Linked DNA regions of Mus musculus: all the other regions are linked to region 1. A link is a loop called in an ENCODE intact Hi-C map of the cell type or tissue named here. Cell type or tissue: left cerebral cortex. All regions are shown on one strand. Each heading gives the region's core, and the rest is flanking DNA. Links, peaks and the distances in the headings are about the cores only. Region 1 overlaps Gm30125 (a long non-coding RNA gene). Region 2 overlaps Naa15 (N(alpha)-acetyltransferase 15, NatA auxiliary subunit). Region 3 overlaps Maml3 (mastermind like transcriptional coactivator 3). Region 4 holds the start of Gm5103 (a long non-coding RNA gene).

Region 1 (7,706 bases), core at 1,693-5,692:
TTCCTCCCCAAGTTTCTTCTTGGTCATGATGTTTGTGCAGGAATAGAAACCCTGACTAAGACAGTTTGTAAACCCTTTTAGTATGCAAGGCCTGAAGGTGAGTGTTGTAAGAGTATAATGAGTGGACCAGCAAGGGTAGATATAAAGGCAGTCAGCCAAGGGGATCCATTAAACACGCTTTCACACCATCCTTGCTGTTGTTCCATTTCTCATTTTCTGTCCTGTATTCTGTCTTGGTTCTGCTGTATTTTCCTTAACTCTGCCAGTCTGGTCTGCACAGACACAGCATTCTCCTAATGTGACACAAAGTCTACCTCACTGTAAGAACAATAGATCTAATCCTCTCCTGTTCTGCAACACAACTTCAGCCAGGGAAGAGAGTGATTTTTCTAAGGCAGACATTGATTTTTCAAGTCTCTCAGCATCCCTGTCGATAGCCAGCCTCAACAACCTGTAATGAGCACCTTGCAATACCAGAGCAGAGGTTCCAGTGCCTATGGCCCCTGCAATACCTATACCTAAGAGGGTGGACGGGACAATGGCAGCTATGGGTTCCCTTTTGCATCATACATGAGACCCAGGAGTGAGATGATTAAGGACATCTTCTCCTGAATGATACATTATCCCTGGGATGTTTTGTACCAGGTCACAGAAATCAGGGGAGGCATTTAAGACTCCAGGGTGAATGCATGGAATTAGACCAGTAGAGCATGCCCACCCCATGCTCTCAGGAGGACCCAAGTACCCTGAACCTATCCAAGTTACTGTGGTGTTACATAGGTGGCACACAGAAATACCTATACAGAGCCTTTGTCTCGAGAGCGACTGCAAAGAAGTCCAGCTGGGACCCTCTCGCTGCCATCTGCATTGCTGAGGTTCCGGATAATGTTCTGTTATAGAGGAGTTAAGGGCTAGCCCATCATAATATAGAGAATTGGCATCCAAGCATAGCCAACAGTCCTCAGTAAGATCTGTGTAAGACTGATTGAGCCATTGGCAGGTGGCTTTGAGATGTAATGGGCCAGGGACTCTCTGTGGGGAGGTTCGGACATGGATTTGTCCATGTCGTGTGGTGGTGTCAGTGGATAGGATTGTTTGGGCGGCAGAGGCCAAGACCTAGGCCTATAGGTGCAGGTTGTGTAGGTATTTCTTATCTAGTTTGGTAGTAAAGGGGCTGCCATTTCCCAGTCTATCTTTGTCATAAATTCAGAGCCCCCAGGTTTTCCTAATTCCCATCTGTTAGCCTCTTCCCCCAAGTCTGCAAACCTAATGAGGACAGGGTTGCACTGCCCAGTGTCCGTGGCTGATTTGGTCATCAGACTTTCAGCTTACTCAGTTGAAGTCCATTTTGATAGACGGATCCCACCAAATGTGTTCCATACTCACAATCCCAGGAAGAGCAGAAGGATTCAGCTCCCCCACATTGTCACTGCCAGGTCTTATGGTTTTTGTACCCCAGGCAAACATAGAAGAGATGTGTGCTGAGAAATCCATCAGCCCAAGAGAGCCATGTAGGTTAGCCAGGTCGGAAGTGGAGGTTGGGGAGCCAGGTACAGAGGGGTGCAGTCTTGATCTGCTGGTGGACAATGTCACCAGAAGAGTCCAGGTTAGGTTCCAGGGCTGGTGAGGGCAAGAACCAGAGAATGAGCCAGCAACTCCTGAAAGCAAGATGCAGACAGCACATGTCAGGAGGCTTAGAAGTGCTGGAACGTGAGTGTTAGTGGGTTTCCTTAGTCTCTGAAGGACATCTCGTGGAGACGTTCCCTGAGTCTGGATGTGACATAGACAAGCATGGGATGTATCCAGGTAGCAATCCTGTCAACCTTGAGGGTAGTGTGTTGTTAGGGCCACGATGTTGGGTCCTTTCCAGCAAGGGCTTTAGGGTTTCCTTTCGGTGCCTTCTCGGGAAGATCCAGTCTCCAAGGGCAATAGTGGTGGGGAGTCGGAGTTGGCGCAGCCTCATAAATGGGCTTCGTGTGAGGCCATCGCTTTTTTCAGGTGTGGGCTAGATGTTCAAGAGAGTCAAGTAAATGGTGATCATCAATTTCAGCTAAGACTTCAGATTTTAGGTTAGGTAAAATGGGAGGGGGCCCTTCCAAACATGGTTTCATAAACCCAATGTATAGGATGTGTTTTGAACCCTATTAAAGGCAAAGGGGAGGAGACCCACCCAGTCCCTGCCAGTCTCTATGGTTAATTTAGTAAGGGTCTCTTTTAGAGTTCTATTCACCCTCTCTACTTGTCCTGAGCTTTGGGGCCTGTAAGTACAATGTTGTTTCCAATTTTCTCCAATGGCTTTAGCCATCCTCTGTGTTACCTGAACTGTGAGGGCAGGTCCCTTGTCAGAGCTTAGGAGGGCTGGCATTCTATACCTGGGAAGCACCTCCTGTAGTATCTTCTTGATCACTATCTGTGTCATTTCATGCCTGGTGGGGTAGGCCTCAGTCCATCCTGGAAAGGTGTCTACAAGCACTAGCAGGTACCTGTAATCATATTTCCCTGGTCTTAACTCGGTAAAGTCCATTTCCCAGCGGGCACCAGGTTTGGCACCCTGCCGTCGGAGCCTTTACCCTTTGGCTCGTTATCTGCATTAGTGAGCTTGCAACTCAAGCATTTGGAAGCAGGCTGCTCAGTCGGGGACCTGAGGGTGAGGCTCTTTAGGTCCACCTTTCTTATCAGGTCCTCAGTTTGGAACCCAACAGGGTTGTCCGGTGTATGTGTTAGAGCAGACTGGCTGCCAAATTGCTGGGCAAGATTATTTTACAGTCTCCGATGAGCCACCAGCCATCCGGCTTATGGGACATAGGCAGTTTGTGAGTAGAGATAACATAGAGTATTGAGGCTTATCTGGTAGGACTGGAGCTCCTGGGTCAGGCAGTTGGAAAGTCAAAGCTGCTATAGGAGCTGCTGCCTTGGCTGCCAAATCTGCCCTGGGATTGATTACCCTTTGCCTCAGGCATAGTTCCTTCATGCTGGCCTGGTTGGTATGTAATAATCATTTTTTTTTTAAACAAAGAGTCTCTAACAGGTTTAGCATCTCCTGTGTGTTTTTAATAATCTTTCCTTCGGCTGTCAGGAATCCTCTTTCTTGGCCCCATGAACATACAGGCTATCTGTATAAATGTTGAGTCTTTTGCCTTTTTCCAATTTGAGGGTTTCTGGTAGAGCTATAAGTTCAGCTTGTTGTGCCGAAGTGCCGGGTGGCAGGACAGATGCCCATACAGTTTCTGAGTCTTCTAACACTGCTGCCCCCCATATACTTTTGTCCAGTCACACACAAAGCTGCTTGAACCAAGTAGCTTCTACATTCGGCAGCAGCCGGTTCCATAGGTGTTTCCTGAGTCTGTGCACCTGGCTTGGTATCCCTGCATAATCACGTAGTGGAGTCTCCAAATCTGAGTCTGGTAACAGAGAGGCTGGGCTCAGGGCAGCACTTGGTAGAAAATGGATACACAGGGCAGGGCAGGGTGTGGGGTAGCAGCAGGCTTTCGTGAGTCATGCATGCATTGCTTATCCATCAATCTGGGGGTTGAGAACCCCTTCAATGGATGGGGAGTGGTAATGTAGAGTTCTTGCCCCAGAGTCAATTTATCCATGTCCTTGACTAGAAAGGCTGTGCAGGTGATAGTTTTCAAACAAGAAAGCCATCCAGAGGCCAGAAGGTCTAATATCTTTGAAAAGTATTCTGGGGCCTAACGTTTGAGCGAGCTATGTCTTTGCCTTTAGCCATGTCTTTGCCTTTAGCTATACATAGCTGGAAGGGCTTGGTAATGTCAGGTAGCCCTAGTGTGGGAGTCGTTAATAAGGTCTTTTTGAATCTATTGAAAGTGCTTTTCTGGACTCTGTCCATTGGAAGGCCTCCTTTTCCTTGATGGCCTCGTAGAGGGGCTTCGCCAATTATGCAAAATTAGGGACCCAAAAGTGGCAGAACCCTGCCAACCACAAGAAATCTCTGACCTTCCATTTTGTGATGGGTGGAGGTCTTCAAAATGATCTCTTTTTGGACCTCCGATAGCCATAGAAGCTATCTTTTAGGCTCCCTTTTAGGATGTATCCCAAGTATGTTGCCTCTTATTGGCAGATTTGCGGATGCCCCATAGCCTAATTTCCCCAGTGCCATTAACAGGGCCTCAGTACTCCGTTGACATTCTTTCATGGTCTCTGCTGCCACCAAGAGGTCAACTACATATTACAAGAGGGTGATACTGGGATGTTTCTGCCTATACTGACTCAGAGCCTCCTCAAAGATGGTTGGATCCTTGTGGAAGTCTGCCCCATGTTATTTGTCCATTGAATCCTTTTTTGGGGGTCATGCCACTCAAAGACAAACAGAGGCTGGCTCTAGGGGGGCTAAGGGCAGGCTAAAGAAAGCATCTTTGAGGTCCAATATTGTATACCCACTCTTGGAAGGTTATGACAAATTCAGGAGGGTATATGGGTTTGGTACTGTAGGCTCTATGTTCATTACTCTACTCTTTACTTCTCTGAGGTCCTGAACTCGTCTATAGTCATTGTAGTTGGGCTTCTTGATGGGAAGGAGGGGCGTATTCCATGGGTACTAGTTTGCCAAGTCCCTGAACCTTCTGATGTGGGATATGATACCCGCTTTGGCTTCTTGGGGCATTGGATAGTGTCTTATTTGGACAGGAGTTGCCCCTGGTTTCAGTTCAATCCAAATGGCAGCCCTATGGGCCGCCAACCCTATTCCTCCAGTTTCTGCCCAAGTCAAGGGGGATTTGGTCAACCAAACTGAGATCTCATTTGGGAGAGAGCTTGGTCTTTGTAAAATCTGTATTTATCTTCTAGAGACAGGGTGAGTATGCGAATGAGGTGCCCTCTGGGATCTGTGACAGGGGTGGCTCTTTGATCAAAGGAGATCTGGGCTCCTATCTTGATCAGCAACTCTTTCCCCGGGAAGGGGTAGGGGTAGTCTGGTATGATTATGAAGGAGTGGGCTACTGCCCCATTCTGAGATGAACTGTTCTTCGAGTAGTCCATGTATATTGATTCATACCAGTGGCCCCTTATACATGGGATTTCTTTGAGGACAATTTGCCATGGGATTGGATTAGGACTAAATATTGTATCCCTGTGTCTCCTAAGAAATTAATGAGTTTTCCCTCCACTTTAAGGGTTACTCTGGGTTCGGAGAGGAGGGGTCTGAACCTCGTCCCCTCTAGTCACTAAATTCTTCCAACTCGAAGACCTACAAGATATCTCTTTGGAGGTATCTTCTGGCAGTCTTTGACCCAAAGTCCCATCTCCTTACAGTTCTCTTGGAGCCTTGGCTTCCTCTCTTCATTTGCCAGCCACGAGATGGCGCAGTTGGTGGTTTTTTTCTCGGCGAAGGAATCTGCTGCTGTGGCCAGAAGTATCATGGCCAAGTTTTGAGTTTGTGGCTCCCTGGTGGTGGTCACGGCTCGTAACTGTTTCTTCTCAAGTGTTTCTCTGTTGTTGTACACTTTCCACCAGCAATTCCTGCTAACTCTTGTCCTCTGGTCTGTCTATTCTCTGCAATTTGCACCTGATATCAAGGGCAGCCTGATTCACAAAGGCCATAATGACTACTGATTTCTTCTTTGGTGCCTCTGGATCTGGGGGTGTATAGGTACGATAGGTCTCCACACTCCTTTCTAGAAAGGCTGCAGGTGATTCTATCCTTTCCTTTTGCACATTATGTACCTAGGCCAAATTATGTACCTAGGTCAGTGTGCAGCACTCTGAGACTCCCGTTAGAGTCTAGAGGAAGATCCAAAGCCTCTCCCTTACCTTCCTCGGAGTTAAAATTCCAGTCTCGTCTGGTCAAGGGATAGCCTACATCAAGCAGAGCCTGGCTAGTAGTAGGAGTCCCAATTGCTCCAAGAACCAATATCTGGGCCTTATTTAAAATCCTCTCTTGCTCCGGGACAGTGAAGAGGATCTGTAAGAGTAGTTGACAGTCATCCCAGGTGGGTTGGTGGGTAAAAATGACAGAATCTAATAAGTCAACTAAAGCAGCTGGTTTCTTTGAGAATTTAGGGTTCTGAAGTTTCTAGTTATATAGATCACTAGTGTTGAAGGGCCAGTATTGCATCAGTTGGTTCCCCTCATCGTCTTGTGGGCTTATTGCCCTCAAGGGGAGAACTGTGGACTCAGCCGCAGGCAGTGGAGGCAGCTGTCATTGGGCTCACCAAGGAGGGTCCTTGAGCCCCTCCTGGGGCCTCAGGGTGAGACCTTTGGTGATCCCCTAATGGGGGTCAGTAAGGCAGGGGTGAGAAGACGAAGTCCTCTTCAGTGTCAGTGTTAAGACAAGATAAAGATGGGCCATAGGGTTAGTTTCAGTTTTTCATTTCTCACTGTTTTCCAGGGTACAGCAGTGCTTGGCTTCTGTGACAGCAGCAGCAGCTTGAGCCATTTTGGTGGGGCCTGGACCAGATCCTACCAGATGTAAATCTGGTGATGTAGTTTGGGTGTCTCGGTTGTCCAGAGATGATGTCCTTGGTCCTAAAAATTGTGGGCTAGGGGCTAGCCACCTGTTGAAGGTTGGCCATTCATTCCTGCAAAAAGAAGTCTAAACCTAGACTCTAACCCTAATTTTAGAGTCCTTGAAATGGTCTAAGAACAAAGTTAAAGGACTGATCTTAGTCTGTCCCATAACATCAGCCACAAAGAAATAAGTCAGACAGAGAGCAAACAGAAGGACAACAGGCAAGAAGGCACTCAATACTCCTGGGAATCAGGTAAAAAAAAAGGGGGGGGGGAGAAGATGGTCTCACTGTGCGCTTTTGGAGTGACCAGCTTTGTCTCTTCAAGTATACTCGGGGGATCCAATTCCCTATATGCAGGTCTGGGACATCTCCCAAGTCCGGTGGCCCAGGGTTGTCCAGTGCATCTGCCTGGACTGCTTGCAGCTTGCATTAAGGGTGGAATGCTGAGACACCAAGACAGAGGACAAACATTCGGACACTCACTGGCTGGGTTTTGACTCAACAGTTCAGGGGTCCTGGGGAGTGGTGCTTGAAGATCCTGGACAAGCCTACAGATGTTATGCCCTGATCTAAGGGTCCCCAAAGACCACCAGGAGTCGAATTTGTATGCTCGAGCTTGGACCTTCAGGCCCTCTGACACAGCTAGGTAACGCAGAAGACCCCAGCACCTAAGGTTCAGCCTTTTTATTGTGGTTACAGTAGGATGAGGGACTTATCAACTTGGCAGGCACATAATTGGCTAACAATGATTTCAGTTGGCTAAAGTAATCTATCTATATCTTTCTATAGCTTCTGGAACGTTAGGTATTTTCCTGCTGGTGGCCTGTCTGGGGTGGTTCCTTCCTGGAACAGTTTATGTTTTCCCAGTAATTAGAGTTTAACCTGAGGACAGGACCTAGTGTATAAAATGGAGGGCTAGTTACAAGATGGAGTCTGTCTTGTCCAGTTGGGTCCCTTCAGTATGCGTTAACTGGTTGTGTCCCATGTTCTGGGGGCCAGCCATGGTATGCTGGCTAGGGTCCAGCTGTGGTTCTCTATCCTCTGCCTCCTCCATCTCAGGGTATCCAGATGCTGCTGCACACTGAGTGGGCTGAAAGGGTGAAGCAGAGTCTGGAACGGACGGTGTTCTGCAGGATCTGAGTCCGGCTGGTGGGAGTCAGGGGAAGACTTCTCCGAATATCTTAGTGTTACAGGTCCTTTAAGAGAAGGCCTTCTCTGATGGTCTTCCATGAAAGGACT
Region 2 (7,706 bases), core at 1,769-5,768, 770 kb before region 1:
AGGAAGATCTGCCTGACTGTGGCTTACAAGTGCTGGGATTAAACATGGGCTACCATTTCAGGGTTAGTGTTTGGTTTTGCTGGTACATTGCTTTTGCAAAAGAAGGAAAGGAAGTAAAGTGGCCTATATGCTTGCCTATATGCTTACATTGGCATTGGCAATGTAATTTAACATTTATACGCAGGGCCAAGCTAGGTTAAGGTAAAGTCATTTCATAAAGTTGTGTGCTTGCTCAAAGTACTTTTTAAAAAAGAGTACTTTTTAAAATACATTATGTGTATCATCAAATATTCATATTCTTGTCTCTTTCTTTTTGGCATTTACCCTCCATGTATGAAGAAATGGTTGAACTGTGCCTTGAAGACCATCATAATGAAATTTATGAGCTTCTTTATGAGTTTCTTTCTTGTTTTGGAAATGGTTGATGTTGAACCTGTTTTCTGCCTTGTGTTGTGACATGAGCCTTTCTGTTCTTTAGACTTGCATGGAGGTGTTGGAAGCCTTGTGTGATGGTAGCCTAGGAGACTGTAAAGAAGCTGCCGAAGCCTACAGAGCAAGTTGTCATAAGCTTTTCCCTTATGCTTTGGCTTTCATGCCTCCTGGATACGAAGAGGATATGAAGATCACAGTGAACGGAGATAGTTCTGCAGAAACGGAAGAACTGGCCAATGAAATCTGAACATCATTAAACAAGCAAATGGAATGACTTTGGACCATATCTAGTGTATAATATTTTTGTCACGCACCTGCTGCATTGCTCTTACTTACACAGAATGAGAGGAGTAAATGTTCTTGCCTTCAAATAGTCTTACGTTTTTTATCCTGCTGAAAACTATATATAAAATATCTAACATTACAGGATATAGGTTCAGTTTCTTAAAAAATTAAAAGCTGCTAAAATTGAGGGGTTTAAAAGAAAAAAAAAATCCGTATCCTATTCCTACCTTCCCTTCCCATGTTTTTAACTAATTTATATAAAATCTGGAGGCTATAACAGCTAACATAGCAGGTGTGTGGCAGAAATATTACTTTAAATTTGTCTTGTGAGATTTTGCTATATCTCAGACAGCATAAATAAATGCTGTTTTAGCACTGGATTCTTTCACTGAGCACAAAGAGTTGTTGGGGCTTTAGCATCTGCCTGATTCTGTTACGGGGTTGGTGATTGACCATAGGAAGTATGCAATGTGAATCACTGTGTACAGAGCCGTCTACAACACATGCTTGACGTTGTAGAGACTGGGACACATAGCTACCAAGCGGATTAAGTGAAACCTAGAAGGTGTTCAGTACGTGTGTTGTGTTTCCAAAATTCACTGTACATGATCAGTTTGGTGTTCTTGTACCACAGTTTTTAACCGAAGGAACCAGTTGGAACAATCTCAATTTAACTAAAACTTGAAGAACTAAAATAACAATGCAAACCTTTAGCATTGTTTTGGCCAAACTTGTTAAAACTGTAATGCAAGAACCAAATGCACTGTGATGTGGCACCAACTAATTAGCAAGCATGAATTTTTCACCTGAGAGTGAAAAAAGAAAACTCTACCATGGCTTGAAGTTACAGAGCAGAACTCCTGACTACCATTCTATGACTGATGAAGAGACTAATAGCTAAAACCTCAGCAGGCCTTGTTCACGATATGCAGAAAAGTGCTGCAGTTTAGATACCTCTGGAACTTTTCCACAGTGTCACAGGTTTGTAATACTTGAAGCCCTTCATTTCTAAGAATATATTTCTCGCTCAGTTGTTTCAGGCAAGCCCAAGACTTTGTAATTTTTAAAGGGCCCAAGATTTTTTTTTCAATAACAGACCAGCTTCTTTTTCCTGCAGTTACAAATGTAATTTCTTTTTTTTTTTGTTGTCAAACATAAGGTACCAAATATGCAATAAATTGTTTTGAAAAACAGTTGTGTGAATATTTCCACTAACCTGAGTTGGGCTTCTGTGAAATGCACAGGTGGAAACAGAGGTTGCAAGCCAGAGGCAATGAAACACACTGTAGGGCTAGTATAGAGGGGAGCTTTTAGAGCCGGCTAAGTGGTGGTGTCAGGAAAGTTCCAGAACTAAGCAGAATGCTGCTCCTTTGTTCAGATTTCACTGAGGCTAGGATGGTGGCAGATCCTGTGAATGTAATTCAAATCAGAAAGGAAAAGTAAACATGACCATTTGGATTGGGAAACCGAGCCTTAAACAAGTCAAACCTGTACACTGAGAACGAGCCTCAGGCTTAATATTTCTTTATGTTTGCAAGGTCTGAGCAATTAAGTTCAATGAATTAAGTGTATATAAAATAGAACTTTTGTAGTATTTTAGTTATACATAGTACATACACTAAAGGGAATTTTCAGAAGATCAGATCCTTTTATTTCATAGTACATGATCTGCATTCCACATCCCAGTCTAGCAGGTTAGTGATGCAAAGATACTTCCAGTCTGAACTTCAGTGCTTACACAGGCCCTGTCTCAGGAACATCTTAACAGATGGCAAAAAAAAGTGAGCAGACTTTACGAATTTTTCTCCTATGAGTGGCAACTAAGGTTCCTGTTGTTTGGAAAAAACACTAGTGGTATGTCCGCTACTAATTCAGTGTTGGAGGAGGCACCAGCCATATAGTAGGGGTGTGTGTGTGTGTGTGTGTGTGTGCGCGCGCGCGCGCGCGTGTGTATTTGTTTAAATTCTACTGTATATCACCATGAAATCTGTCTGTTTGTCTTGACAATGTTTAAATGATGTAGATTGTCTTAGAATGAATACTCAGAAGTACTCAGAACTCCGATTCCGATGCCACCCGAGAGGAGTCAGACTCCTGTCATGTATATTGTATTCCAACCAATTTACTGGAACTATTGAATAAATCTTTATTTTCTTTCAGGTTTATTTGACAGTGGATACATTGTCTGGTGTCACAGGACCTTGACTGGGTTCACCTAAAACATTGTACTTTACTCTGAGTATATATTTATTTCAACTGGATCATTTCACATTTACCCCGTTGATATTCAGTTAATTATCAGTGATACTGTGGGGGAAAACAGGGTTAGATAAACAAGTTGGAAAAATGCAGTGTGATGTTGTAATCTAAACAAGTGCCTTATGTTTATTGCTAAGAACTGGTGTTATCAACCCTTTTACTAAGAAGGGTCCCTCGGCCTGTATTCATGTAGGAAAGTGAAGAGCCTTCTGTTTTCTTCATAGTCACTTACTGTCATGTCTCATTGAAAGTTACAATCTGACGAGCTTAGTTTACTTAGCTTTAATTAGATAGGTGAGTCATACATTTTCACCATTTTTTCCTGTATTTATTATGCACAATAAAATGATCTCTAATAGCATGACTAAAAGTAGTGCCGATGTTGCTGGAAAGCTTTCTGGGTCGTACGAGGCCCTGTTTTTTCACCGTGATTGTACCGCATGCTCTACTACTCTCAGCTGTGAAGTGAAAGCTGTGAATGTATGAAGAGCTCAGAAAACCATGGAGTGTTGTGACAAACTCACATCCTTTCTAATCAATTGGTAAGACTTTCTGTTGCCGGGCATAGCATCTGTTTGGGGAAAGCTAAAAGGGAAATACTGAAAATGCTAGGCATTTGTTATTTTAGATAATTACTGTCCTTGGATTCTGCAGGTCGACCTTCCTGATGGGAGGAGTCTTCCTATCTGCATCGTGCTCCTGGTTCTTACATTTAAGGATTCTTACTACCGTTTTGCTGTTGTCTAAGCTTTGCTGAACCCATTGTTAAGTCTAAGACACAAACCCATGAAATGGCTGTGTTGCGCCATAGGAAGCAGAAATGGTTTCAGTTTCTGCTGGTTGAAAATTGAACAACTTGTAGCAATAAAAAGCTTTTGGAAAAGGTTATCAAGTTTCACTTTTCCCTTCTGCAGCTATAAGCTGGTTGTGGAAAGTCTGTGGTGTGTAGGAGGCTCTGAAGAAGGCTTTACTTAACAAAGGGTGTCTTGTATATATACTCTCTACTAAATGTAGTAAAATGAGCCTACTTCCGTGAAGATATACCCATAATATTTTTTAAAACACACACAAAAAAACTAAGGGTGCTGAGTGTGAGAGTGCATGCATATAATCCCAGCACTTGGGAGATGGACTTGAGGGCTGCCCTGCAAAGGCAAAGCAGGGACGAAGCCTGTGGGAGTCAGGAGTCGGCTATTTGTGTATGCAGTGGGTCCTCCAGCAACATCATCTTGGGATAAGAGCTAGAAGAAAGAATAGCTTAGGAAAAAGTTTGGTATGGTATAAATTAGAATTTACTGATGTTATAACCTCTGTTTTATTTACCAAAACCAGATGACAGCCTTTGTTTAAAGGCTTATAGAAAACTTAAGGCTGTTACTACCAGTGCAACAAACTATTCTGAGGTCTGTGTAGCCCCTGCTGGCCTCCAACACAGAGGTCAGCCTTCCTTTCCCTCCTGAGTGCTGCGATTAAACACATGTACCATGCCTATCTATGAAGACTTTAAAAAACTTATGTGTGCACACACGTGCTATGTGTGGGGAGTGCATTGTGTGTAAGTCAGGACAACTTAACTAGATCATATCTCACCTCCCACCTTTACCCAGCCTTTACAAGTGCTTCAAGAGTCAAGCTGCAAGGCACCTTCACCTGGGAGACACTTCACTTGCCCATAAGTGAGGCCTTGGTCTGTACTTTAAGAACCTGTATTTCATGCAGTTGGCTTATTTCTACATGTTGGTAGTCTCATTGTAAAGATGGTCTGGCCTTCCTAAGGACAAACTTTCTTCTCACTTAGGAATGACATGATTTTGAAAGTGTGTTCTGGATCTCATGAGTTGATTTCAACTAATGATGCGTGTCTTCTGTTCACCTGTACATCACTGACACAGGGACTCTGCTGTCTCTGGTTTTCCACTGTTTGGTCCTGAGTGAATTTAACACTTGTTTACTTTGTAATTGCAGATTTTTCAGGACACACGGCTACATTGTTCTTTCAAACGGGCTCTTCTTAGGAGCTCTACCCTCAAGTAACCAATCCTATGCTGCTCTGTTACCTTTCCAAATGATCAAGTCACCTCTTCAGGCAGATGGTGACGAGACTATTCACCTGGGCTCTGGAGTACCAGATACTGATAATTCTTACCTTCCTTAACTTAGTTTTTAAAAACTGAGATCAATAGACATATTTAGGAACATGTATTCAGCACTTGTTCAGAAATTCATTAAAAAGGACCTAAGAATAAGCCAACTGCTTCACTTGTTTTTGTTTTTATAGTTTAAAACAGTCTGTTTTGTAGTTTTAAACAGTCCATTGAACATTTTCTGTTTGCTAGAATTTTTGTGAGTGAAATGTCTTAACAAAGTTACATGACTAATGTGTTGGCTTAAATTCTTGTAAGTCTTCCCCACCCTGAACCCCCAGACAGTTTCTGTGCATGGCCCTGGCTGTCCTGGAACTCACAGGCTGGTCTCAAACTCACAGAGAGATTCATTCGCCTCTGCCCCTCAGTGCTGGAATTAAAGGTGTGCACCACCATGCCCGGCTGTAAGTCCATTTTTAATTTTTAAAAATTCTTTTCATTGTGTGTAAACTTGGAGGTCCAAGACACTTTGCAGTAGTCCGTTCTCTTCTCCCATGTATGAGTCCCAGGATTTGAACTCAAAACATCAGGCTTGTGGCAAGTGCCTTCACCCACGTAGTAAACCTATGCAATCTTAGACAAGGATAAGAGCGATGCGTAATAGATATTCAAACTCGTGTTGAGGTTTGTGCGACTATAATTGCCCCCACAGAATGTAGGAGGTACCAATAACTGTGAACTTAGGTCATCCATAAACTCAAATTTCCTAAACCTTAGCTATGGTTATAGAAGAGTCATCTTCTTGGTCCTATCTGTTGGCCTTGTATAATCATGTCAGCATACTACAGATAATCATATTTATTGACTTTATCAGTATGTTTTCCACATTAATCTTTGCTCTTATATAGCTCATCAGAAATGGTTGTGTCTTTGTAGGATACAGGTGGTGGAAGTACCATCTCTCATTTTTTCCATTGTTGTGATACTGGTTGGCATTGAATGAGCTCATCTTGAAGCAGGCACTTCCTAGGTACTGCCATGCCTAGTGGGACTGACTTACTACAAAGGATGCCACTCGTTTTCTAATTCTTCAAAGAATATTAAGGACATTGGTGACAGGCATACTACATCCCTAGACCTTTCTTTATTTAATAGCCTAACATCTATAGTCTTAGTATGCAGGATTGTTTAGCTTCTCAGCATCATAGTGAGAGTCATTCACAGCCATCCGCTCTAGTCCACAGTTGTGCTTGAAACTGTAAACTCAGCCCTGATCCTGTATTCAAATCCCAGGAAAACTCTATAAACATGATTTTGAAAGTGTGTTCTGGATCTCATGAGTTGATTTCAACTAATGATGCGTGTCTTCTGTTCACCTGTACATCACTTTAACTGTTAAGCTTTCTGATTGGTTTACCATCCACAATAAGTCATGTTTACTGTACTGAGACACCAGTAGAGAACAAAGAAAAAGCCAACCTGTTAGTTTTATGTCATTGAAACAACTTTGAATTTCCCCTAGACAACAGCGCTTTTAAATGGACAGGGACAAATACTTGGGCTTTTAAATACCAATCCAGTACTTGTAAAAACAGCTGAATTTGACTGTTTTCACTACGAGATTGCATTTACTTGTAAATAAATGAATCCCTATTATGAGAATTGTGCCAGGAACTTTGGCAGTAGAGCCAACGTTGGTAAAAGGATTGACAGGTTCCAAAGTCGTCAAGTAAATTTACCTGCTGAGGGTGTTGACCAAACATTCTGGGTAAGACTCCAAAATCTAGCTGGTATTTATAGTTATTAAAAGGTAGATAATTTTGTCACTCAGCCTCAGTTGTATCTGGGATGTTTTCTGCTGGTTAGTGTTTATTAAAAAAGAAGCAGGATTGAAACTATTTCTTGCCTCTCTAGAGTTTATATTATTCCTCACCATGGTACACCTGGAGGTCTCCATTTTCGATCTGCCTTCACAGAAGGTCCAGAATTAGTAAGATTATTTTCTTTGATCCTGTGACTCAATTGCCAAGTAACAGCACAAACTCTAAAGGTTTCATACCACAGCAGTATAATGGAGTTGTTGCAGCAGCCTGCAGGTAAGTTAGAATCAGGTTACAGACTGACTCATGTCTCAGACACTGTACTAAAAATTTCTAGGTCAAACATTTAGATATAACTTTTAACTTTTTTTTCCCACTGTAGCCCAATGTAGAGTAAACAAGGTTATTCTTGTCAGTATTGCTATTTTCATTATTCCTCGTCATTATCGCCTGCTATGGCTCACTAGGCCAATATTTAAGGAAGCAGTTTATAATTCTTTCCTTGATACCCTACAAATTTTAACTTTTACAAATTATATTTGTATAAAATACAAGAGTGTTGCTGGGCGGTTATATTGAATGCTTTTAATTCCAACAATCTTTGAGTTCAAGGCCAGCCTGATCTACAGAATGAACAACCAGGGCTACACAAACAAAACAAAACCAAATCCCACCCCCACCCCCAATCCAGTAACACAAGAATGTCTAAATAGGAATGGATAAATTGAACTATGTAAAGTTCTGTAGCTAAAATGAGTAAATTAGCAAAACTTAATTAAGAATTGCCTTCCATGGAGCTGGGGAAATTGGCTATCTTGGTAAAGTC
Region 3 (7,706 bases), core at 1,596-5,595, 540 kb before region 1:
TTTCAACACTCTGACTCTCTAAAAAAAGGGAAATGACTCTCAGGGTGGGCTCACCATAAGTCTCAAAGGCAACCTCCACCCTTATCTTTTGTCATAATCCTAGCACTTACTGTCTACTTTGCTAAAATGGGCATCTTAGTAAATAGGAGAGACATTCATGGAAGCCATATACTATCACAGGGTGTTAAAATCACTTGATGCTTGATGTTAGTCCAACTAGTCAAAACACTTACGTGTGTGTGTGTGTGTGTGTGTGTGTGTGTGTGTTGTTTTATTTTGTGTGTGTGCATTTTAATCCTGTCAGGCAGAGAGAGGTTTGGAACTGAAAATATGTTACTCTGACCAAAGCTACATAATCTCAAGACAGGGACTTCTTGAGAGGACCAAGGGGTTCAGCCGGAGGGGGGAGGGCACAAGAAGGTAACGGTAAGGAAATATGATCAGAGTACGTTATATATATGAAATGAGATATAATACATTTTTAAAAACTATGTAATCTCCTAATCTCTTTTAAAATAGAATTGCATCTCATGTGTCTGGGATAATTTCAGCACCAGGGACTGGATTGGGACTCTTGGTTCTATAATTATTTGTCAGAGAGTTGACAGCAACTTATAAGGACTGACCTCCCCCCCAAATCCCCCAGGGAATAGAGGGAATGTGCTAAATAGCTGATCCCACAGAACCCAAGGGCTATCTGGGAGAATGCCCTCAGAAGGGACGTCTATGCAGCTGGACAGTGGAGGCTACCAAGGGAAAACGCTAATGGGCACAGAAGGTGTGTAGACACAAAAGACAGTTTCTAGAAACTTCTATCAACAAAGCAGTGACAGCAAATGCTGTCTGAATATCCCTTGGAAACGGTCCTTCCTTCCGACCTGAGCACAGAGGCAGGACTTAACTGGCACTCGCAGGAGGACAGGCACAGCAGTACCGTGAGGCATCCTCACCAGGCCTAACAAGAAGAACAATAATATAAAACATCTACTATTGTTTTAAATTATAACCCAAGCTGGATTTTTAATACATCCTTGCCTCTGAGTGGCTACAGCTTTGATACAGATGTGGTTGTTTGCACAGGCAATTTTTTCTCAAAATACAGAAATGAGATTCTGTCTGCCTCTCTAGAGCCAGTTTGGGGCCGATTCCTCATAAACCTGGTCTTATTGGCCTCTAGCTTCTCTCTTATGCCTGGTGCTGACCCAGGCAGGCGGTTCTTTCTTGTGAAGTTCCACCTAATGCTGCCTGCCTACTCACTCTACCTCCCTGCACCCAAACAGAACTGGAGAAGCAAAACAAAGCCTATCGTTTCTATGGCCCCAGAAACAACAGCTGAGGGAGTTATGGTTAGTATGGGAAGTTGTTCAGGTCACAACAGGATGGTTCCTAGGAGAATCAGGGTACTGACGCTGAGTCGACTTCAGTATAATTTCTACTTACTTCCCTGAACTCTAAGTCGGCAGTGCCAAGCACACATATCTGAATGGCCTGTAGTCTAAATATGAGTCATGTTTTTTTTGGTGTAAGTGCTGGCTAAATTTTGTGTGTGTGTGTGTGTGTGTGTGTGTGTGTGTGTGTGCGCGTGCACGCACGCGCGCACTCCTATGTGCAGCTGAGGTTAGAAGAGCTGGAGTTCCAAGTAGTCGTGAGCCTCCTGGCACAGAGGCTGGGAACAGAACTCTGGTCCGAGAGGGAGGAATTTGCATTCTTAACTGTGGAGCCATCTCCACAGTCCACAGTAAAGGCTTTTACTTATGTGAGTCCTCTGAAATCAGGTGGAGAGCTATGAAATATTCTTAATGTTAAAAAAGGACCTTTATGGCTGCAGGTATCTAGGTACACAAGAGACTTCCCTTATCTTCTAGTTCTGCTTGCTACATGTTTCTAAGCCCCTCCTTCCTACAGGATCAAGCTGTTTCTCACCTTGAGAGACAAATGGCTGGTCAACTTAACACTTCATGCTAGAGCTAGCCAGCCAGCAGAAGGACAGATAATAGTTTTTCTCTCATGCATTTCAGTCTGTTTAATATTTCCCAGTTTTGATGAAGAGAGATTTGAAGGGAAAATGAGATCCAAGGAAAGGCACCATTTTCTTTAGCTTGTTTTTGAAAAGAGCTGTTCTTTCTGGCCCTGTTTCTCTCCATGCACTTTGAGATTTTATTGCCCCATGTGACCTCTCTGCATAGCGGAGGAATGTAGCCAGGAGCGAAGGGCTGTGTTCATAGCCTTCTCTTCCCTGGGAAAAATAAGAGTGGCAATCGAGGTGACGATGTTCATACACCCAGCCACATTTTGTCCCTGTGGACACAGTCAAGCCATTACCTCTGGGGTTTTCATTCCCCAAATGGTCCTGTCCCCAAAGTTAAGGTTCTCAATGCTGACTACATGACCCAAAATGGCTGCAGTGTTGCCTGTCAAACACAGCATCTTTAGGGGCTCCCCAGCAAGTGCACAGGTGTGTGCCAAAGTGTGAAAGCCCACCATGACTGGCTTTACAAACGAAGCTGGTGCGGGCAGCTGTTTATGTCGCAGGGCTCTTTTAACCTCGAATCTAAGAGGGCTTAATGAGAAATAGTCTGTCAAACTCTAGGATTCCAAGTCCCTGCTCGTGTTTCTGTGGAGGACACACACTGGGTTGTGCAATTAGAGAAAGCCAGAGTGAGCTTTCGTCATGCGACATGTAATGCCTTGGAGCCAAATGATGCAGTATTTTTAGTTTTAATTACTGGTTTGTTCTCCACTCCCAGCCCAGCGACCTCCCCTTGCTTTCCACCCAGAATCTTAATACATTCTCCTCTCCTTGAATCCAATTTGCCACGCAGATCTTCCAGGCTCTCCAAACACTCTCACTTTTCAGTAAAATAAGGGAAGGGAGCGAGCGAGCGAGAGAGAGAGAGAGAGAGAGAGAGAGAGATCAAAACCAAAGAACCTGTCTTGCACATTCACCTTCCGCTCCAGGGACGAGAGCTTAACAATTTTCCAACGGCTAGAGCAAGGTAGGCGGGTGTAAACAACACTCTAGCCTCCCCCAAAGAGGCAGTTTCCGACTTCAAAAATCAGAGGCGATAAAAATATCTTCCGAGAACAGCCAGCTGTTTATTTATAAACCCACTTGTGGGGAAACTGGCTTTCTCTGAAGGGATTTTTTTTTTTACCCCCAGGAACATGCAGCATGTGGGTGATAGGGGCCAGAGATGCGGCGGGTATGAAAGATCATTGGTTCCTGGGAGGGACAGGATACGACATCCTATGTACTTGGATCCAGCAGACCCTGAGCTTCATCCTTTTCTAGGTGGCCCCGAAGGGACCCTCTTGAGCAGCTGTCGTTCTGCCGGTAGCCCAGCAGAGGGTGGTGTGAGCCCGGGACCGCACTCCAGGCCTCGCGCTGAGTTCCCCCCACCCTCCGTCCCCCCACCAACGCAGATGGCTTAATCAGGGCTGGGTCCCCCGCCCCGCCCGGGCCGCCGCTGCGGACGTGGAGCCAGGCAGTCAAGTGTTCCTGCGTACAGCAGGTAGCCTGGCAACTGCGAGCATAATACGGAGCAGATGGTGTTCGCACGGCGTGATGGACATCACACACGACAGCCTGAGACAATCCAGGAATTCCCTGGTGGCTCGAGGCCCTCTTTGCACAAAATGAGTTCTCTCACCATGGCGGTGCATCTTAAGGGGTGGAGGTCTCTCCCTTCCCCACTCTCTGACACCAAACTGGTTTCTTATTACCGACTTTTCTCCAGCCAGAGGGAAGAGGGACTTGGCAGGGTGGGGTGAGGGGTGCGGGTGGGGGGGGCAGGAAGAGGATATGGAAGAAAACCGAAGGATGGGGAGCAGGAGGAGATGAAGGGGGGCAGTGGCAGCCAGATCCAGGGGGGCACCTCGCTGTTGGAGGGAGCCAGAGAGGCACAAAGCCTGTGCAGGGAGAAGGGACCTCCGCTCACTCTACAACCGCGTGGCCTACCAGTCGCCCAAATGAAATTTAGGGTTTTCGTTAAAAAGTCCCCTGAGGCGTAATTTAGCCTCTTCAACTCCAGCCTATCTGCTTACAAGTCCTCAGGGGGCTCGGGCAAAGCGCGCAGGAGTGGGGCCGGGAGCTCCAGGCTAACCAGAGAGCGCCTCACTGCTTGGAGATCCTAACAAAGACCAGGAGCTCAGGAGCAGGGTGGGTGCCCTGGGGCCCCTGAGAAACTCAGTCTGACGCTCTGGGGGTGGGCATATTGCCCAGTGCCACTACTGCGCGTGTTCCTGAAGCCTGGAGACCACAGAGGAAAGGGCATGTATATAGATAGGGCTGTTGTGGGTAAGAAAGAGTTGGAGTAAATCAATAAGCAAACAGAAAGGCTACCTAGAAAACAAATCTCTCTCTCTCTCTCTCTCTCTCTCTCTCTCTCTCTCTCTCTCACACACACACACACACACACACACACACACACAAAACTGGGTCAAGTAATAGGGAAAAAAAATCCAAGCAGTCTCAGGCCAAATGAATTTTTGACTAAATTGTAAGTATCAAAAGACTTCATATACAGTAGAAGGCTAGAGGCTGTCTACAAAGGCAAGTTTTACATTTGAGCAGCAGGCAGGGTGAATCCATCACCAAAGGACCCCTGCTGTGACTCCCAGAGGCACGGGGCAGGCCATCTTGTCTCCATCCAGAGTCCCTTGAAAATCCTGTTTAAAAAGTGGTCAGTGACAATGGACACTTTGGAAGATGAAAAAGGCTAAGAAGATGTGAAAACTGCCTCCTCATTCCATAAGAGCAATCTGTGTACAGCCATGGCCATGAGTCCATCCAGCGGCTTCGAGCCTGGTCCAGGCTCACCTTACATTAGCATTCTCTGGGAGCATGGCAGAAATTCAGATTCCCCAACTCCACCAGGCCTACGGAATCAGACCAAGTTCTCCAGGTGATGGGAGATCCTGTAGGAGTTTGAGAATTACTGGAGCGAGTAATCCTGGCTGATTGCAGCCTGGCCCTGATTTGATTGCAAACTTGCATTTTCAAAATCAAGCCTGGTGCAGGCTTGCTCTGGCTCGAGTGTGAAATCTGCGGCATTGAGAATCAAACTCCCCCCTCCCTGCTCAGGGCTGTTAGGCTGGCTCAGTGATATTTGTCACGAAGACTAAGAATTCTCAAGAGAACTTGGGGCTATAACTCTTTCTAGAAGGATGGTATTCCACTTGCAACTGATCTCTAGAAGCTGAAAGGTAGCCAAGACCAAGGGATGAGGCTTGGGGGAGGGGAGTGGGAGTTGGGGGTTCCTTGCTAAGGGAGAGCATCAAGTATGCCCCGAATTTCCCTAGGGTAGCATGATAGAACGCTATGGATTGACAAATATCCCCTCTGGCTGGAAAGGGTTCTTTAAATAAAGAGGAGACCACAGGGCCACACTAGAAGATAACAGACTCATATGAGGAACTAGGCATAGGCAAAAACTCTGCTAGGTGCCTTTACCTATGTAATCAAACTCATTTCGTTGATTAGAAAGCGCAAGTCTCTGAGAGGCTAGGGAACTTGTCTGATTGTCCCACAGCTGGCGCAGCATCTTTGGGATTTGAACTTTTTCTATCAAAACAGACATCTGGTCTCAATTGAGCAGACCGCCCAGGAACACGCCGGAATAAAGAGCAAGTGATAGGAAGCGGGGAAAGAAGGAACACAGAATAAAAGGGTAGAAACTGTTAGAATCGAAAAGAAATCAAAGAATGAAACTAAATGTGAACAACAACAAAAACCAACTTTTTCTGAGACTCGAAATCAAGGTGTCTCTGTGCTATCAACTTTGACTTTTTTTTTTTTAAAGGGCAGGAGACTAGGCCATCCAACTGTAAGAGGAAGATGAAAGAAAGTAAATTAAAATCTGAGTTCCCTCTGAAGTCTGCCAAGTGTCAGGGCAGAAGCATGGCCTGTGGATGGTGGCAATCCTGTACAAACGTCCTTTTTCAACACATTTTGTTGTTGTTCACTGTGCGGTTGGGAAGCAGCTTACAACAAACTCCCACCAGAGCCCCAACAGTCTCCCAAACCCATCCACTTTGTAGATGATTTGAGAAGGCTGCACTGAAAAGCTTGTTTTCAGTGGGGTACATTGGCACAGCCTTAGGAGGCAGAGAGAGTTTTGGGCTAGCCTGGACTACAAAGCGAGACCCTCCTATTGTTTGTGTGATTATATCCCCCAAACAGTTGGGTTTTAAGGCTGTCACTAACAATTTAGGAAGTGTTTCACTCAAACAGTAGTAACTAAAGGCCAGTTCTATTACCAAGACAGGCTCTTCTCCTTATGGGACTCAGGATCCCGACTAGGAACTCAGCGACTCTATGGGACCATGATTGACACCCTCTGATGGCATAAAAGCATCTTCAGGTTATTACTGTTATTGCTGGAGTGATCTCTCTCTCTCCCTCTCTCTCTCCCTCTCTCTCTCCCTCTCTCTCTCTCTCAGAGAGACAGACACACACTCAGAGAGACACACATATACAGAGAAACAGACAGAAGACAGAAAGAGAGGGAGACAAAGGTTGATGTGGCCTGTCTCACTCTTTTGTTCTCTACATTATTCTTTGAGCTAGGTTTCTCACTGAGCCTGGAACTCATGGGTTTGGTAGACAGACTGAGCAGCAAGGGCCTCCTGTCTCTGCCCTGAGGATGGAACTTGGGTTCTCAGGCTTGCTTTGCAAGCATTTTATCCATTGAGCCATCTCCCCAGATCCTGATTGTGTAGTACATCTCCAGGGTAGAACAAGTGTTGTCCTTCTAGCTTGGCTCTATGGAAAAGAGACCAGGACTTTAAACTTGTTTTTGGGTCCCCTTAGATTTTCGATGAGCAGATAGATGATGTCTACTTAGACACCGAAGATAGCAAAAAGTTGCAGCCACAAGTTTTTCATCCACATATTGAAAATGTCTGAAACAAATTGCATCCAGACTTTTCTCTTGTCATTTTTCTCTAAACAATACAATACTAACGACTATTTAGATAGCATTTTTAAGGTATTACAAGTGGTTTAGAGATGATTCAAAGTAGATGGGAGGTTTGTGTAGGTCCTATGTATATCCCATGATAGCTCAGATAAAAGACATGAGCATCTTTGCTGTGTTGGGATGCTTGTTCTATACTCACGCCCCAGATTCTGAGGGATGGCTGTACTGAAAACATGCATGCTGGGCTAGAGAGTTAGCTTGTTCCTGACAGTGAGTACCACTTTTGCAGAGGATACACATTCAGTTCCTACACCCACACCAGGCTGCTTACAACCACTAGCAACTCCAGAGACATGATCTGGCGCCCTCTTCTGGTCACCACAGGCACCTGCACGCACATGACAGACTCGTGCATATATATGTGATTAAAAACAAAATCTTTAAAATAGGCACGCTGTTGGCTTTCTTGCTTTTAGCTACTCAATCACATAAGTTTTAAAAGCAACGTAGGAAAGTCGGAAAAAGAAAGAAGCAACACTTGTTTATAGCACTCCAAGATAACCATCATTCATTTTATAATTGCATTCACACACACCTCTCCTTTCCTTAGCACGCACAAACATATTTTCATGCTCTCGATCATGGTATATGTCTGACAGTACATCCTACCAAGTCTAACTCTGTAAGATGGGGACACGGAAAGTTCTACCTTTCCAAATGCTTAAATACAAGTTACAATTTACTGGCAGTTTTTTCTCTTAGTGGCTCATTCCTGGCAGCGTGCTT
Region 4 (7,706 bases), core at 2,512-6,511, 860 kb before region 1:
CAACTTATATATATATATATATATATATATATTAAGATTTAATTTAAATTATGTGTATTGTGTGTGTCTGCTCATGACAAAGCAGCTGCTCCCAAAGATCAGAAGAGGGCATCAGATCCCCCAGAGCTGGTTACCTGGTAGCAGTGATCTGGCTGACCTGGGTGCTGGAAACTGAACTCAAACTTTTAGGAAAGCAGCAAGGGTTCTTAGCCACTGAGCTACATTTCCCACCCAGAATTATGTTTCCGTACACGAAAGTCCTACAGCATCCTGCAGAGATCCAACTATTCACAAAGGAGAAAAACATGCCTCATTTTCTGGCACTTATGGCTACAGAGATTTTTCAGACTTTCTTTTTTTACTAACAGAGCTTATGTAGGGACAGAAACACAAAGGCCAGCCAGGCGTGGTAGCGCATGCCTTTAGTCCCAGCACTCGGGAGGCAGAGGCAGGTGGATTTCCAAGTTCGAGGCCAGCCTGGTCTACAAAGTGAGTTCCAGGACAGCCAGGGCTATACAGAGAAACCCGGTCTCAAAAAACAAAAACAAAAACAAAAACAAAACAAAACAAACAAAAAAGAAACACAAAGACCACTTGGGATTTATTCAAGCACTTATATTTAATAACAGTTTTAGGGAATGATATGTGCCCATTTTAACAAGTCTGAATGCGGGGGGGGGGGGAGCACAAATCAAAAATAAAAGTCATCTAGAGTCTTACTGCCAAGACATGGTGCTAATCGTGGATTCGTGAAAATGATTTTATATAAATAAATTCATGCTTTCGTTCTGTGACACACTGTGCACTGAGCAGGTCAGTAAATATGGAGGGACATGCTCACTATGAATGGTTACACAACGCCATTCTGAATCTATGTATTATAATTCATTTACCCAGATCTGTTGCCAATTTGTGACGCTACTGTCTGAGTTAGCATTGGCTCTCAGCTTTACGCCTATAGTAAAGAGACAGCTGAGTAGGTAGTCTCAATTGAAGGACCGTCCAGGTCAGACTGGCAGGTGGGAATGTCTATAAGGGATTGTCTTGATTGTTAAATGATGTGGGAGGGTCCAGCCCACTGTGGGCAGCATCATTCCCTAGGCAATTGGTCTGATGCTTTGGACTCACAGCAATACAGCACATCGTGGCAAGGGAAGCATGGCAGAGCAAGACATGATGGGAAGAAAAACGAGGAGTAGGTGGCCTGGTTTCACTATCCCCTTCAAGAGCGCAAACTAACCAAAAGACACCCCCCCCCCCTGCTCAGCTCCCACTTCTTAAAGCTTCTAAGAAGCATCAAGTTAGAGACAAAGCCTTTAGTTTTATAGTACATGGGCCTTCAGGGTGGTCGGCATCCAAACAGTAGCAGTGGGCTAGGGGTATGTGACGGTGCTTCTTCATTCCGCTGGATGGCAGCTCTCAGGCAGCATGACTGATGCTCTGAGCATGCTGTGTTGACAAACTGTGAGGTGGGTGGGTTAGGTGTATATAGCGAATTTTTAAAGTTTTATTTTTATTTTAAATGTGTGAGTCTTTTGCCTGCTTGTGTCTGTGTATCAAGTGCATGCAGTGCCTGTGATGGCCAGAAGAGGGCATTAGTTCATCTCAACTTGAAATCATGGACTGTGGGTCCTGGGAAACAAACCCGATGCTCTTAGATGCTGAATCATTTCCCCAGGCCCTAGAAGCATTTGTTTTGGTTGGTTGGTTGGTTGGTTGGTTGGTTGGTTGGTTTGAGATAGTCTCGCTATATAGCTTTGACTGTCCTTGAACTCACTATGTAGATTAGCCCGGCCTTGTAGTCCTAGACGTTAGTTTGCCCCTGCCTCCCGGGTGCTGGGATTAAAGGCAAGGCTATTTGGCTTGGCTATTTACTTATTACCACCATCATCATTATTATACTACATTTCCAGTGCACAGTAAGGTTTTTTGTTTGTTTGTTTTGTTTTTAGACAGGGTTTCTTTGTATAGCTCTGGCTGTCCTGGAACTCACTTTGTAGACCAGGCTGGCCTTGAACTCAGAGATCCGCCTGCCTCTGCCTCCCGAGTGCTGGAATTAAAGGCCTGAGCCACCACGCCCGGCCAGTAGTTCTCTTTAGAATACTGTTCTCATTGTAACTTGAGCATGCATAAGCAACCCTGAGATAAATACGCTCTTGCATAAATCTGCACAGAGATAAGCATGGTGGGGGGCGGGGAGAGCAAGAACGTTAGGCACACGAGGTTGTCCCTTCCAAGGAAGAAACGCATAACCTGCTATCTGCCCAGAAGCCTGGGAGCAGGCGCTGACTAGCCTGGTGACCCCTCTGGGTCGATAGAGGCTTTTCTGGTACCGGATCACTCCCCAGACTCTTATCGTTGTTTCTTTTTCTCACTAATCTGTAGTATTTATATGTATGACTCTACAAGTTTTGAGAAAGTCAAGTGTGATCTGCATTTAGCTTTCTTTGTTCCTCAAAGAGATTTATGTATGTTTTGTAGTGAATATGTAGTGTGTTGTGTGTATGTGTGTTTTGTGTGTGTGTTGTGTGTGTGTGTGTTGTGTGTGTGTGTTTGCGTGTGTGTTGTGTGTTGTTCTGCGTGTGTGTGTGCGCGCACATGTGTGTGTTGTGTGTGTGTTTGCGTGTGTTTGTGTTTTGTGTGTGTGTGTGTGTTGGATAGGATTTGAGTGCTTGAGAAGCCTGCAGGAAGCCCTGAGTTTGAGCCCCATCATCACATAAGCCAGGGGGCAGTGGCTCTTAGCACTCAGGATGAGGAAAACGGAGAATCAGAAGTTTGTTGTCTTCCTCACATATATAGTGTCTGAGGCCAGCTTGATACATAATATCTTATTTCCAAAAAAAAAAGGAAAGCACAGCAAAACAAAACCCGGAACAAATAGGACAACCAGGCAGACGGCTTCTGTGATCATCATTGCTCGATGAGTGATTTACCCCAAGCCCCAGAACTAAACCAGCATAGCTAAGATTTAAACAAGAAAATTGTTTTGAGATTTATTTTATGCCTGTGAGTCATTCTCCTCAGACACACTAGAAGTAGGGCATGGGATCCCATTACAGATGGTCGCCAGCCACCATGTGGTTGCTGGGACTGGAACTCAGGACCTCCGGAAGAGCAGTCAGTGCTCTTAACCACTGAGCCATCTCTCTTGCTCCTTACACAAGAAATTTAGCATCCCTCCTGGAGTCCCTGCCCCTGCATTAACTCCCTTTGCACAGAGATGCTTGTTGATTTCGGTGGTAGAGGGATTACAAAAACAGATTATAGTTCCCAAGAACCCTGCTTTATAAAAGAGCTCCAAACACCAGAAAAGGAATATCTTTTACATGCAAACACCAATGTGACACTTTCCTTTCAGGAGCAGTCTGACGAGCAAACAAAGTTTTTTGTTTGTTTGTTTGTTTGTTTTGTTTTTGTTTTTGGGTTGTTTTGTTTTGTTTGAGACAGAGTTTCTCTGTATAGCCCTGGCTTACCTGGAACTCACTCTGTAGACCAGGCTGGCCTTGGAACTCAGAAATTTGCCTGCCTCTGCCTCCCAAGTGCTGGGATTAAAGGTGTGTGCCACCACGCATGGCACATACATATATTTTTAAACCTGCCTTTGGAACAAGCGGTAGAACTCTCAGTTCCTCCAGTCCCATGTCTGCCTGGATGCTGCCACAATCCCACCTTGATGATAATGAATCTCTGAACCTATAAGCCAGCCCTAATTAAATGTTATCCTTATAAGATTTGCCTTCATCATGGTGTCTGTTCACAGCAGTAAAACCCTAAGATGTGTGGTGTAGCATGCTTTTAATCCCAGCACTCGGGAGGCAGAGGCAGGTGGATCTCTGTGAGTTTAAGGCCAGCCTGGTCTACAGAGTCAGTGTTAGGACAGTCAGGGCTGCACAGAGAAACCCTGTCTCAAAAAACACAGATAAATAAAACTGTTTACTTTTTAATTGGAAAATAATATTTGTGTATACAAATACGTGGGATGTGGGGTGTGTTTTTAAATATGATTACTTAGTAGAAAGAGTCAATCAAACTATTAACTTGCCTACCTTTTGTTTTTAAGATAAGAACGTTAAGAATCTATTTTAGCAATTTAGTCTCGGCCACTAGAGGGAAGCGAGGAACAACAGAAACTTGAGATGTATTCGAGAGACTTGCCCGGTGTGCGGTAACCAGCGTTGTTAGACTCCTTTGTAATATTAACGTTGTGCAGAAGTTCTCTGCTTCTTATCATGAAAGATCATTTTCAAATGAAGTTCATTTATCGTGCCTACACATTCCCTTCTAACATAATGCTTCAAGCTGACCCACGAAAGAGGTGGATATAAGAGATCACAGAGTGTGTGCTTTTTGTTTACGTGAAATATCCAGAGACAACGAAACTGTTGCGGCTTAAAACCGAAAGGTGGCTGGAAGGGCCAGAGGCTCAGAAACTGGAGTTCATGGTACGCGCTCTTGAGGGATCTTACTGAGAGATGAAAATGTTCTAAAACCGGTTTACAGCGATGGCTGCATGTGTGAAACTGTGAACACAGATGTATAAAAGTCATTGAATCGTGCAACTGACGTGAGTGACCTATATGAACTTAAAATACGCTCCAGTAAAGTTGATGGGGGGCGGGGAGATGCATGGAGTGACACAGGATTTCTTCTACGACGCTGTCCTGTCGGACTGCGGGAGACACGCAGATAACCCCACGCCACCTCAGCGGCATTAATTCCCGTGAGAACCGTGGGCTTGGACTCCAGATTGGTTTCCTCCAGGGCCATCCTCTTACCTTCAGGAGATGGCTCTGCCCTCACTGCCCTGCCCTACCCTACCCTGTGAGCCTGTCAGGACACTTCATGTTCAAAGCGCAACAGCAACACCCAGGTGTTCTGAGGAGGTGTTCTGAGGTGTTTTGGCCTCTGGGGGCCAAAAGGCAGGGCTGGAAGTCAGTGATCCACCATCAGTAAAACGGGCCTTGTTTTGGTTTTTAAAGTTTACTGGTTTGCTTTTTTGTGTGTATAGGCATTTGGCTTGCAGGCGTGTGTCTATGCACTACATGCATGTCTGGTGCCCAAGGAAGCCGGAAGAGGTTGCCCGATCTCCTGGAACTGGAGTTATAGACAGTTATGTCCTGCTGTGTGGGTGCAGGGAATTAAGACCAAGTCGCCTGGAAAAGCAGCCACTGCCGTTAAGTACTGAGCCATGTCTCCACCTCCTAGAGTTAGTGCTTTTAAAAAATTGTTCATGCATGTGTGTGTGTGTGTGTGTGTGTGTGTGTGTGTACATGCACACGTATAGGAGGGTTGTAGTGGTATAGGAGGATCTAGAGAGATGGCTCAGAAATTAAGGATACTTTTTCCTTTGGCAGAGAACTCAAGTTCAGTTTCTACCACCCATGTGGTAGGTCGCACATAACCATCTGCAGCCGAGTTTCAGAAGATCCAACATCCTGTTCTGGCCTTCACCAGGTACACAACTCATGCACAGACATACACACTGGCAAAACACCCACCCAGAAAAAATAAAATAAATAAAAGAGGGTCTGGAGGGATGGTTTAGTACTTGCAAGCACTGGCTGCTCTTCCAGAGGACCAGGACTCAGTTCCCAGTACCCCAACTGTAACTCACAAGCCTTTTGTGAATTCAGTTTCAGGAGATACAATGCCTCCTTCTGGCTTCCGGGCCACTGGGCATGCATGTGGAAACAAAAAGTTAGAAAAAATAAATATACAGGCAAAATGAAGGAAAGCATATCATTTTCTTTCCATTCCGTTACAAAATGATGTTTGAATATGAAATGTTCCCTGCAGGGCTTGAGTTTGAATGCTTAGTCTTCAGCTGGGGGTACACTTTGGGAAAACTGCAACACTGTTTGTAGATGAGAGAAATGCATCCTGGGGCCAGGCCTCAAGGTCTGAGAGCTCAGGCACACTTCCTGTTCTTTTTAAAAACTGTTTGATTATTTATTTCATCCACATTGGTGTTCTGCCTGTTTGGATCCTGTATGTGAGTGAGGGTGTCAGATCCCCTGGAACTGGATGTAAGCTAGGAATTGAACCCCGGTCCTCTGGAAGAACCGCCAGTGCTCTTAACTGCTGAGCCATCCCTCCCTCCAGTCCCCACTGCCTGTTTTTTTGCACTGCTGGATGGCTACTGATACAATGTGACAAGTTGGCGCAGTGTGGATAGACTTTGCCCTCAGGGTCTGTAAGGCAAAATAAATCCTCTCTCTCTTCCAGGGCTTCAGCTAGAATATTTTATCACAACAACAGAAACTAAGACACAAGAGATCTTCCTAAACCCAGATAAATCTTTCTTTATCCCCAGCCCACATTTTACATTCCTGATAATAAAACAGGAAATTACTTCAAGGAAATGCCTGGAATGAAGAAAGAGAATATGTCCAAACCATTCAAAGAAATGTGATTTTAAAAAAAATTTTTTTTTAATTAAGATTGGCCAAACAGAGAATAAAATCAAGTACTATCTGACCCTTAAAAGCCCAGATGAGGGAGGGAAAGGAAATGTAATTAGCTGTCCATCATGTGTGGACACCTTGCAGAACTGTTTATTATTTGTATCTGGGAGACCAGCCAAGCTTCTTCTGACCTCCTGTGTCCCAGGAGACCATGAGAGGGGAAACTGGTAGCTTCCTCTGGCTTTTATTTTATTCTTTAAGAAGGTCACAGTTGGGGCTGGTGAGATGGCTCAGTGGGTAAGAGCACCCGACTGCTCTTCCGAAGGTCAGGAGTTCAAATCCCAGCAACCACATGGTGGCTCACAACCATCCGTAACGAGATCTGGCGCCCTCTTCTGGAGTGTCTGAAGACAGCTTCAGTGTACTTACATATAATAAATAAATCTTTAAAAAAAAAAAAAAAAAAAAAAAAGAAGGTCACAGTTGGACTTAGAACTGCGTGCTTGTGCTTGCTGGGAGAGCATTCTACTACTGAATGGGAGCCCCTGCTCTCTTTGCATGGTTTATTCTGGGCCAGGGTCTTACTAAATTGTGCAGGCCGGCCTTGAACTTAGAATCCTCTTGCCTCAGCCTCCTGAGGAACTGGTTGAAAAGTCTGTTATACCTCTGATCTGGCTGTGGAGTCTACATTAGCCTTAACATCACCATCTGCTTCCAAGTATCTATGCTGACTATACACTGACTAGAGGCAGGCCCTGCTGCCTTAATCCTTTCTAGAGAGTGCATGCAGCAGGGAGTTGAAAATTTCTCTAATCATATTTTCAGAGTCTCTCTCTCTCTCTCTCTCTCTCTCTCTGTCTCTGTCTCTGTCTCTCTCAGAAAAGGATTCTCTTTATGACTTTTTTTTTTTTTTTGAGATGGTCTCACTGTGTAGCCTTTGGTTGGTTTGAAATGTAGACCAGGCTGGCCTCAAACTATAGAGTTCTGTCTGCCTCTGCCTCCTGAGTGCTGAGATTAAAAGCACAGACTATCACATCCAGTCTCCTTTATAATTTTCACTAAGTATTAAGACTTTAGAACACGGCAGCTGGGACTCGTTGATAGAATGAATCCTCACTACTGTATCTCTCTATCACGTTAAAGAGATTGAGTATGGGAACTACTTTGTTTTTTAATTTATTGTTGTGTGTATGGGGTTTGCAGATGTGGACATCAGAGGACAACATTCAAGAGTTGGTTCCTTCCTTCTACTTGAGTTCGTGGCATTGAACTTGGGTTGTCAGGCTTGAGCAACAAGTCCCT

What was found. Peaks named below come from ENCODE experiments on the same cell type or tissue, not always from the same donor. Only the 100,000 strongest peaks of a DNase experiment are listed, where the experiment ranks them.
Region 2: a loop joins it to region 1, with 6 times the contacts of the local background. A loop is called at or near these places in 17 of 42 quality-filtered maps.
Region 3: a loop joins it to region 1, with 5 times the contacts of the local background. A loop is called at or near these places in 17 of 42 quality-filtered maps.
Region 4: a loop joins it to region 1, with 10 times the contacts of the local background. A loop is called at or near these places in 5 of 42 quality-filtered maps.

The regions. Positions count from the first base shown.
Region 1 is chr3:52,238,497-52,246,202 of GRCm38, forward strand. All of the region lies in intron 1 of Gm30125 (a long non-coding RNA gene), which reads left to right. Among named protein-coding and RNA genes, the nearest start is that of Gm30125, 4.9 kb to the left of the region's middle. In left cerebral cortex, for the core only: CTCF peaks have their summits at 4,170 (motif pointing left) and 5,292 (motif pointing right); DNase peaks (open chromatin) are centred at 4,173 and 5,315.
Region 2 is chr3:51,472,122-51,479,827 of GRCm38, forward strand. It overlaps Naa15 (N(alpha)-acetyltransferase 15, NatA auxiliary subunit), which reads left to right. Exons shown (of 20, transcript NM_053089.3): 20 at 479-3,864. The coding sequence ends at 679. Among named protein-coding and RNA genes, the nearest start is that of Rab33b, 8.0 kb to the right of the region's middle. In left cerebral cortex, for the core only: no CTCF peak of the experiment used is centred there; DNase peaks (open chromatin) are centred at 3,471 and 3,799.
Region 3 is chr3:51,698,134-51,705,839 of GRCm38, forward strand. All of the region lies in intron 2 of Maml3 (mastermind like transcriptional coactivator 3), which reads right to left. Among named protein-coding and RNA genes, the nearest start is that of Gm46803, 5.7 kb to the right of the region's middle. In left cerebral cortex, for the core only: a CTCF peak has its summit at 3,328 (motif pointing right); DNase peaks (open chromatin) are centred at 2,757, 3,086, 3,412, 4,028 and 1 more place; H3K4me3 peaks cover 1,294 bases; H3K27ac peaks cover 1,713 bases.
Region 4 is chr3:51,373,887-51,381,592 of GRCm38, forward strand. Gm5103 (a long non-coding RNA gene) reads left to right here and starts at 4,160. Exons shown (of 5, transcript XR_867251.1): 1 at 4,160-4,564; 2 at 5,009-5,206; 3 at 5,355-5,454; 4 at 7,608-7,706. In left cerebral cortex, for the core only: a CTCF peak has its summit at 4,100 (motif pointing right); a DNase peak (open chromatin) is centred at 4,129.